2 separate regions of the Homo sapiens genome follow, and region 1 is linked to region 2. The links are chromatin contacts, found by Hi-C or POLR2A ChIA-PET in ENCODE. All regions are on one chromosome and are shown on one strand. Each heading gives the region's core, a stretch centred on a gene start or an enhancer-like site at or near the end of the contact. The rest is flanking DNA. Distances are from core to core; before and after follow the strand shown. Region 1 has its middle 20 kb from the start of DPYSL3. Region 2 overlaps DPYSL3 (dihydropyrimidinase like 3).

Region 1 (4,965 bases), core at 1,901-4,400, 47 kb after region 2:
TTAAGGAAAAAACAAAATTAGGTAAATTATTGGAGGGATATCATTTAACTCAATCCTTAAAGAAAAAGTTGAAGTGTTAAGTGCCATTCTGGGATGTAGATAGTAGAAAATGAATAGGCGGGATGAATGAGCTCTGACTCCTTTCAGTGTAGATGTCCCTTTTCCAAAGACTCAAATTCCAGGAAGAGTGCATCTGATGGAGGCCTTGGATCACACGCTCACCTCCTAGGCAGAGAAGATCCTGATCAGTTGATTGATAGTTCTACAAGATTAGCCAAAGAGGGAGAAACTATGCAGCTAAATGGGGATGGGGGAGGACTGTAACTAGGAGTCAAGGATTTGGGGCAGGTAAAATAGTAGCCTTTACATAGAATTACCAACATATGACCCAACGATTCAACTCCTATGTACATATATACCCAGGAGAAATGAAAACACACATTCACACAAAATCTTATACACAAGTGTTCAAAGTAGCATTATTCATAATAGCTATAAAGTAAACACAACTGAAATGTCCACCAACCAATGAATGGATAAACAAATGTGGTTTGTTCATGCAATGAAATATTATTCAGCCATAAAAAGGAACAACGTATTGAGGAACTTTGAAAACATTATGCTAAGTAAAAGAAGTCAGACACAAAATGCCACATATTGTCTGATTTTATTTATACGAAATGTCCAGGATGGGCAAATCTGTAGAGACAGAAAGTAGGTTAGTGTTTGCTCAGCACTGCAGGAAGTAGGAGTAGGGATGAAGGAGGGTGAGGTGAATATTGGCTGGTAATGGATATCAGTTTCTTTTAGGGGAAACAAAGCTGTTTTAAAATTATATTGTTATAGTTGCACCAACCATGGCAACCGTGTGAGTATATGAAGAAACATTAAACTGTATACTTTAATTGTGTGAAGTATGAATTAATTGTAATAAAGCTGTTCATAAATAAGCAGCTTTATTATTACAATTATTGGAATGAAAAATTTGGTTGTGATTAAATTTATTGTTTTTACTTGTTGGGAAAGTAGGTAAAAGCTGCTGTGGTGTGATCTTCAGAGATGAGAAATAAGGTCACTAGTTTGTTGCAGTTTCTGAAACATTAAATACTCCTTTATATTAGGGTGTCATCTTTCTGTTAGAAACAGCTGGCCAGGCACAGTGGCTCACGCCTGTAATCTCAGCACTTTGGGAGGCTGAGACGGGCAGAGCATCTGAGGTCAGGAGTTAGAGACCAGTCAGGAGTTAGAGCCTGGCCAACATGGTGAAACCATGTCTCTACTACAAATACAAGAATTAGCCACTTGTGATGGCGCGCACCTGTAATCCCAGCTACTCAGGAGGCTGAGACAGGAGAATCACTTGAACTCAGGAGATGGAGGTTACAGTGAGCCAAGATTGCACCATTGCACTCCACCCTGGGACTCTGTCTCAAAAAAAAAAAAAAAAAGAAAGAAAGAAAGAAACTGCTACCACCAGGATGGTTTCTTAGTTAGCATTACAAGTCATAACAAATAAGTGTGGATTATTCTGTCAGGCCCTTTCAAATGTGTCGACCTAACTAAAACATGCCTTATCTGGAATAAAACTTACATGAGGCTGTGTGCAGTACTCAAAAAAAATGCCTGCTAAGAAGTGAAAAAAAGGCCGGGCACAGTAGCTTATGTCTGTAATCCCAGCACTTTGGGAGTCTGAGGTGGGTGGATCACTTGGGATCAGGAGTTCAAGACCAGCCTGACCAACATGGTGAAATCCCGTCTCTACTAAAAAAACAAAATTAACTTGGCGTGGTGGTGTCTGTCTGTAATCCCAGCTACTTGGGAGACTGAGGCAGGAGAATCATTTGAATTCAGGAGGAGGAGGTTGCCGTGAGCCAAGATCATGTCACTGCACTCCAGCCTGGGCAATAAGAGCAAAACTCTGTTTAAAAAAAAAAAAAAGTGAAACAACCTGAACTGCTGCCATTGATATACTATTGATATATTGATATATACTTGGTATAAAACTGAGGATAAGTTCTTTTTCTTCTGTGGTCCTTAGTTTCCTGATCTGGAAAAGGAAAGGGTCAAACTAGATCAGGGGTTCTCAGAGATTGGTTTCCCATTAATGGTTGTGATTTAATATTTTCTCAAATAAAATTAAACAAAAAAGTGAACCAATATAAGGAAAACTCTGGGAAAATAGTTGTATGAATATTGTGTAGATATGGCAAAAACCATGAAGTTCATATAATTACTGAAATTTGGCAAATGCTACATGATACATCCTGGTTAATTGCAGTGAGAGGTGGCAAAATGCGTTGGCTACGAAAACCATTACTTTGTAAAGCTATCTCTTTCTCTTCCTCATTTATTTGATTTATGACATTAGGTTTTTAAATAATAATGTTAGTAATAATAATGATCTTTTTTTGAGTGTCTATTATATGCTAGTCCCCACAAATGAAGGGAAAGTTCTGGGAGGCCTTATGATGAGCCTGTGGTTTAGGTGATAAAGGAAGACCTCGCTGAAGAACAGAGACTGGAAGGATGTTGGAATTTAGTAAGATGAAGGGCTATAGGAGCACTTTCTATAAGACAAATGGCACCTATGAAGGCCTAAGGTTGAAATCAAACATGCGGTCCCTTCTAAAAACTAATAAATCCTCTGGGATTGCAGCACAGAGAATGAAGAAGAGAATTAAATCAATACCCAGGGCTTACTGAGCACGTACCTCACTGCTCACACCATGCTACGTGCTTTGCTTATTTCATTCAAGCCACACAAAGGCTCTATGGGGTCAGTATCATTATTCCATTTTATAGATGGGAACTAAAGCTTAAACTTAAAATGTCTTAAGCTGAGCACAGTGGTGGATGCTAGTCATCTCAGCTACTCAGGAGGCTGAGGCAGGAGAATGCTTTGAGCCCAGTTCGTGGCCAGCCTGCGTAATATAGTGAGACCCCCATCTCTTAAATAAAATAAAATAAAATAAAATAAAATAAAATAAAATAAAATAAAATAAAATAAAATAAAATAAAATATTGCTTGTGGTTACAGAGCTAGTAAAACATAAAGCCTGGATTTGAACACAATTAGTTTGCCTCCAGAGCCAGTGTGTAAGTCGCTATACAATACTGACAGCTGACTGCATGTGAGTCATCTCAGCTCCTCCAAAGTGTGGCCATCCTTTGATTTTCCTTTGCCCAGCTAGGATGACACATTGATTTAGCAATAGAGTACTTGTTCTCTGATCCTAGATAGGAAGCCTATTGTTAAAATAAACAGACATCGAAAGCATAACCAAAACTATTAAAATTTCATAAGCAAGCTTTATCCAAGATTCAGTACTGGGGATGAATATCAAAAGGACTTATTATGAAATCAAATCTTTTAAAACTTCCATATAATTTTCTTCTCCTTAACCTAGAGTTGAGAAAGGTAAAAATAACAGAGTTTTGTTTTCACTAGGAAAATAGTATAGCCTTATTTGGGACAAGAATTGAAAATGGACCTTCAGTCAATTTTTGTGCCACAATGTGATTTGGTGCAGAAAAAGCAAGAAGTCATTCATCACTATATTTAAAGAGATTTGTCTAAAGCTATAAAACTTCTTGTGGTTCAATATGTGCTCATCGTAATAGGCTAAATCTCTAATAATAATAAATATTACTCATCCCATTGTTAATGCTCAGAAGTTCCATATTTCATACCTCCGACTGCATTGCTATTGAACAAAGGATGAAGACAGTAATACAATCTGAGAATTATACCCTACCCAATTCCAACTTCAACAGATGGAGCAACTGACCCAAATGCTTTAATTCTAGTCTAAACTTGAAAGAAAGCCCTCTCATTAATGTTTGGGCTTACTATCTTACCACTGGAAAGTCGAAAAGAAAGAAACAAAAATAAAGGCAATGTTTACCCAAGATGGCTGGGAATTGAACCTACATTTTGAATAATATTGTTATTCTTTTGGCCTTTTCCTAAGAGGCATTTTGAAATAAAGTCATAACAGCTAAGAAGCCCTATTATATTCTCTTAAGTTAAATGCTTGTTGGGAAAGAGAAACATTCAGGAAATTAGAAGATTAAGAATCTAAGTGGTTTTTCCTTTTTAAAATATGACCATTTTGATGATTTCAATACTCTACAAAGAAATGATCTGTATTCACTCCACTCTTTTCAGTTTTTACTTTTCTGTGTTTGTATCATGATTAATGGTGATTTAAGTATATGTCCTTGTCAAGAGCCTAGAGAAGATGATTTAGGATTATGAACTGTCCTTGTTTGCCCAGAAGTGAGGGATATCCTGGGATGCAGGACTTTCAGTGCTAACGTGAGGACAGGCCAAGGGAAATCAGAATGGTTGGTCATCCTAAAATGGTGTTTCTTTGGCCTGGTTACAGATCTTTGCTTAAGTAAACCAGAGGAGACTGCCATCCCTTGTCTACTAAGTCATAATCTCCTGCAAGCCCAGGCATTTTTATTATCTTCAAAAGCTTCCCAGATTGTTCTGATAGCCAGCCAGATCTGGGAGTTTCTAAGGTGGTGCAAGGTGTTCCTAAATAGAATTGTTGAATTTGTCTCAAATGGAAAATGCAACTGATATACTATTTTTTAAAAAATTATAACATCTCTAAAGTTAAATTATATTTAAAAACAAAAGCAATGGCTTCTTTAAGAAGAGAGCCTGCTATAGTCTTAACATTTTACAAGGTACATACTCTTTTGAAACTGGGCATTTGTCCAAGACACCAAAGACTAAAACATTAGCTACCTACGCAGCTTTGAGAAATTTGGGGTCTACATTTAAACTGGATGATCTTTCTCCCACTTCATCACATTTCCCATCTCCCAGGGAGAGAGAGATGGGAAATAGAACTCTAAACAACTTCCTTCACTCAGAAGCCTCAAATAAAATGCTGTCTTCTCTTGCTTCTTACTTTAGATTCCTGACTTAAAAAAAAAAAAGCTGAAGCTTAT
Region 2 (4,583 bases), core at 1,887-4,386:
CCAAAGTGCTGGAATTACACGTGTGAGCCACCACGCCTGGCCATAAATCTATTTTTATTAAAAATAAAACATATGTATATAATGCTTTAAAGTTTACAAAAAATTTCATACGCATTATTTCATAAAATTCAGAGAGGAAATGTAGATAAGGGTGTAACTTTTGGGATTAAACAGTCCTTGGTTTAATCTCAGTTCTGCCACATAATAGCTGTGTGACAGTTGGCAAGTCACTGAACCTTGTTGAAACTGTTTTTGTTATCTATGAAATACTGTTACTAGAATCTACCTACCTCATAGGGCTGCTGTAATAATTTAAAATCATATGATAGAATACACTACAATGTAATATATTACACATAATATGTCAAGAACTGTGTAGGGTCTGAAGTTTTATATTACTTACAATCTAACAAATTAGCCTGTTACTATTTCATGGATGCTGGCAGAAGACAGGAGGTTCCTGGGTCAGAGACAAATGACTTTATTACTCATGAAAAAGCATTAGCTAGAGTTTTATGTTGGCTTTCTTTGGTTGCCCACACCTCCCAAGTCTCACAGGGATGATGCAAAAGGCTTGCTGTGGTTTGAATATGTTCACCAGAAAGTATGTATTGCAAACGTAATCCCTAATGCAACAGTGCCTGAAGGTGGGGCCTCATGGGAGATGTTTAGGTCATGAGGGCTCCACCCTTATGCATGGATTAATGGCAATTATAAAAGAGCTTGAGGCTGTGAGTTTGAACTCTTGCTCATTTTTGCCTCTCTTGCCCATCTGCCTTCTACCATAGTATGACATGGCACAAAGGGCCTTGCTAGATGCCAGCACCATGCTCTTAGACATTCCAGGTTCCAGAATCATGAGCTAAATAAATTTATGTTCATTATAAATTACCCAGTCTCAGGTATTCTGTTATAGCAGCACAAAATGGACTAAGACATGGTTCAACACAGATGCCAGATGCCTGCACATACAGTGGGTTGTGTTACAGGAGAATAATACTGATGTAGGAAGATTTGCCACTTTTACAGTAAGAGGAAGCAAAACTACTCTTTGTCTAGGGGAAACATTACCTCATCACTCAAGATTGCTCACTAAAAACATAACCATGAGAAATGATCCAGATAAAGAGCAGTCAGGGCCTCATATTTTTGTTATAACCAGCAACAACATGCAAGGATACCCAAAACCCATGGTTCCCTGCCTCTCCCAATGTAATTTACCAAGGACTTAGTAATTACACGATAAACAATAGCTATCAGTTTGGATCTCATAAAACCCAATCATGAAAGAACCCTTTTCACAATCTATAGATTTGAGGAAATCAGCTCAGAGAAGTAAAATGATTTGCTCAGGGGTAATACCCTTTGTGGAAGTGGTGGATCTGAGTGTTCAAAAATCAGAAATTATGACACCAAATCCCATGGCCATTCTTCTCCATCTAGATCTATATTTGTAAGGATAGGTGGCACACACCATCAGCTCAGATTGGCCACATAATGTGTGGAGCTCAGTGCCAATATTTCTAGAACTCTTGAATTTTAGAGCCAGAATGGCCCTACTTATAATCTATTCTAGTGATTTCCCAACTGTGTTCACCAGAGACCGTTTTTTCCACTGAGCTTCCTCAGAGGCCACCAAGGGGTAGAGGCTGGGCACATAAAAGGAAGGTTGAGAAAGTCTCTATCAAAGCAGTTTCACTTGTATTGAGCTTACGCATAAGATTACTTCTGATTTTTTTTTCTAAAAGAAGGAGGTTGTATTAGTCTGTTTTCACATTGGTATAAAGATACTGCCTTAGACTGGGTAATTTATAAAGGAAAGAGGCTTAATTGACTCACAGTTCTGCATGGCTGGGGAAGCCAAAGGAAACTTATAATCGTGGCAGAAGCTGAAGAAGAAGCAATTACCTTCTTCACAAGGAGGCAGAAAAAAGAAAGTGTGTGAAGGAGGAACTGTCAAACTCTTATAAAACCATCAGATCTCGTGAGAACTCACTATCATGAGAGCAGCATGGGGGAACTGCTCCCACGATCCAATCGCTTCCCACCAGATCTCTCGCTTGACACGTTGGGATTACAATTCAAGATGAGATCTGGGTGGGGACACAAAGCAAAACCATATGGCGGTGCTCACAGAAAATCTCACATTTAACTCAACTATAATTATTTCAACAATGGAGAAATTAAGGCCCAGAAAGGTAAAGGGATATGATCAAATTTACATGGTGAGTAACAGATCCATGTCTCACCCTCACTTTCCGAGCTTTCAGCGAATGCTTTTTAGTTAGAGCTGTTATATAATAAGAGGTACTTTTAAAAGCAAACAGTAGCAAGACACTAACAGGAAGCCAGGTGCTTTGAATTGCCTGGCCAGACATGACAATGGCCCCGGCTAATGTAACACTGTGTTTGAAATCAGAAAAGCTTGATGTGACTTCCTGATAAACTGTGTAATCAGCTGATTGACGTCCATTCATTCACTACTTCATTCCAATGTTTATTAAGGGTCTGTATATGCCAGGCACTGTTCTAACTCCCAGCTACACAACTGTGGAAAAGATAGATTTTGAATGAGTTACTCAGACTTTCTCATTTATTTATTCAAAAATTGGTAATGAGCATTTACTATGAGTCAACCCTGTGGCAGTGGTAAGGACACAGCCTTCAAAGGAATCTCAGGTGAGTGGGAAAGGGGTTAACAAGTATTTATTACACAGAATAATGAGTATTAAATAGAGGTGCATTCTGAAGCATATAGGTGGACCTCACCCGGAGAAAGGTCTCAGAAAACTTAAGATGAAGATGAGATCTGAACAAGAAGGAGTTAGAATAGCTCAGTTATCATATCTGTAAAATGAGAATAACTCGATTATCTCATCTGTAAAATGGGAATAATATCTCCCCCCCAAGGGATACTGTGAAGGCCCAATGAGCTACATATGTGAAAAGTCCAGCCTGGCACTGAGGAGTGAACATTACACGTCACTTTCCATCTCTGTCTTTGAACACACAAGAGTTGACCAGGATCTTAGGTCTGTCTCTCTGTCTGTCTGTCTGTGGCTAATGACCTGTGAAATCAGCAGCCCACATAATAAGAAATCTTTGTCTCTGGCCTCATTAGAACCAGGTTCCCGGCAAGTAACCAGTTCCAGACACTGGCCTTGGAAGGGAGCCCGTGCTGCTGGCCACTTCATTTGGGAATTTCATCCTGTTTGCAAAGATTGCACCAAACAGAATTTTTCTCCTAAAGTGGTTTCCTCCCCCATCCTCCTCCCCTTCACCAAATGATTTATGTCTCGCTGAGGGCTTTTCCCCTTCATAGCCCATCTGGCCTTCCTGCCTCAGCCTGCAGGGAGGGTGTAATCCTGTGTTTGCAGCTTTACAGATGGTTTCTATGGAAATTATGACAATATTACAGCTATTGTGGAGCCACATCACTGCTGACTGAATGAGGAGACAGGACTTGAAAGGGGAAATTTGGAATTAAATATCAACAACCTACGTCCTTAGAGACAATGACTGGTTTTCATGGAGCTTTTCCTATCAACAGTAACAAACAATAACAAACCAATAGTGTTGTTGTATTAGCAATATAAAGAAAGGTTATTTCTCAAATTCTTTGTGCAAGCTACACAGTGTAGACAGAATCAGGCCCTAAGCAAGTGCTCACTGGTAATATTCAGACATCAGAGCAAATTAGAATTTTGGATAGGGGTTAAAAAATCGAGGCATATAACTCAGATAACCGAATGCTTCAAATCTCCACCATGTCACACAAGACCAGGCTACAACTGCATATGATTTGACGTGGTTTGTTAACTGCTCTCTAACATCAACAGAAGAACTCAGCAAGGAATTGGGAAACAGAAATGCTTATTTAGAGACAAGGAGTGGTCAGCATCCATTAATAGTTTCCAAAGATTGAGATGGTAAAGAAGTAACCACAAAACCCCTCCATTTAGAGTTTCTCACCAGCATCGTTCCTTACTTTTGCTGTGGGCCATACTTTTTATATTTGTATATTTTCCTACAGCCCATGAGAGTTTTAGTCTCTTTTTTCAACTATGTTTTGAGGTTGATTTAGGCAAGATCTCTTTTTTGTAACAGAAACTGTACTGCTTTTATTCGATTGCAAAAGCAACCCACAGCATCGTAGAAAATGTAGAAAATGGAGCTGAAGGAACAGAAGAAAACACGTCACACGTTATTTATTCCTCTTACCACTGCTAAGATTTTGTAAAATTTCCATTTAATTTTTTGATTGTGGCTGAGAGCGTGAGTTTGGAGATTTAGACAAAATTCTTGCTTTGTGAGCTGTCTGAGTTCATGCAGTTTACTTAATCTCTCTAAACCTCAGATTTTTAAGCCAAAGAGCTGATCATGCCTTCCTTCAAAGGGCCAAGCGACTAAATAAACCAGGAGTACTTCCTCACAGCAATACTCTCCCATAGCATCATTTTTAATGGCTCTAGAGTACTTTCCATCATATGAATATGACATTATTTATTTACAATATTCTATTACTAAATATTTCAGTCGTTTTATGTATTCTTTACTATTAAAATGCATAGAGTGACTTATAA

Evidence for each region. Hi-C counts contacts between places; a loop is a spot of excess contacts on that map. ChIA-PET counts read pairs that join two places held with the same protein, here RNA polymerase II (POLR2A). Pooled maps may share reads with other maps.
Region 1: a map of endothelial cell of umbilical vein shows a loop between it and region 2 (3-fold over the local background). The contact joins two enhancer-like sites. A Hi-C loop is called at or near these places in 1 of 168 maps with a recorded cell type or tissue (endothelial cell of umbilical vein) and 2 of 50 pooled maps. POLR2A ChIA-PET finds 5 or more read pairs at or near these places in 2 of 52 experiments (B cell and endothelial cell of umbilical vein).

The regions. Positions count from the first base shown.
Region 1 is chr5:147,528,006-147,532,970 of GRCh38, forward strand. No RefSeq gene overlaps it. Among named protein-coding and RNA genes, the nearest start is that of DPYSL3, 20 kb to the left of the region's middle. Within about 2 kb of position 3,151, at least 4 of the 41 ENCODE cell types and tissues checked have a DNase peak (open chromatin) inside an H3K27ac peak, as active enhancers do; they include endothelial cell of umbilical vein, where a contact is called at or near this core.
Region 2 is chr5:147,480,980-147,485,562 of GRCh38, forward strand. All of the region lies in intron 1 of DPYSL3 (dihydropyrimidinase like 3), which reads right to left. Among named protein-coding and RNA genes, the nearest start is that of DPYSL3, 27 kb to the right of the region's middle. Within about 2 kb of position 3,137, at least 16 of the 41 ENCODE cell types and tissues checked have a DNase peak (open chromatin) inside an H3K27ac peak, as active enhancers do; they include endothelial cell of umbilical vein, where a contact is called at or near this core.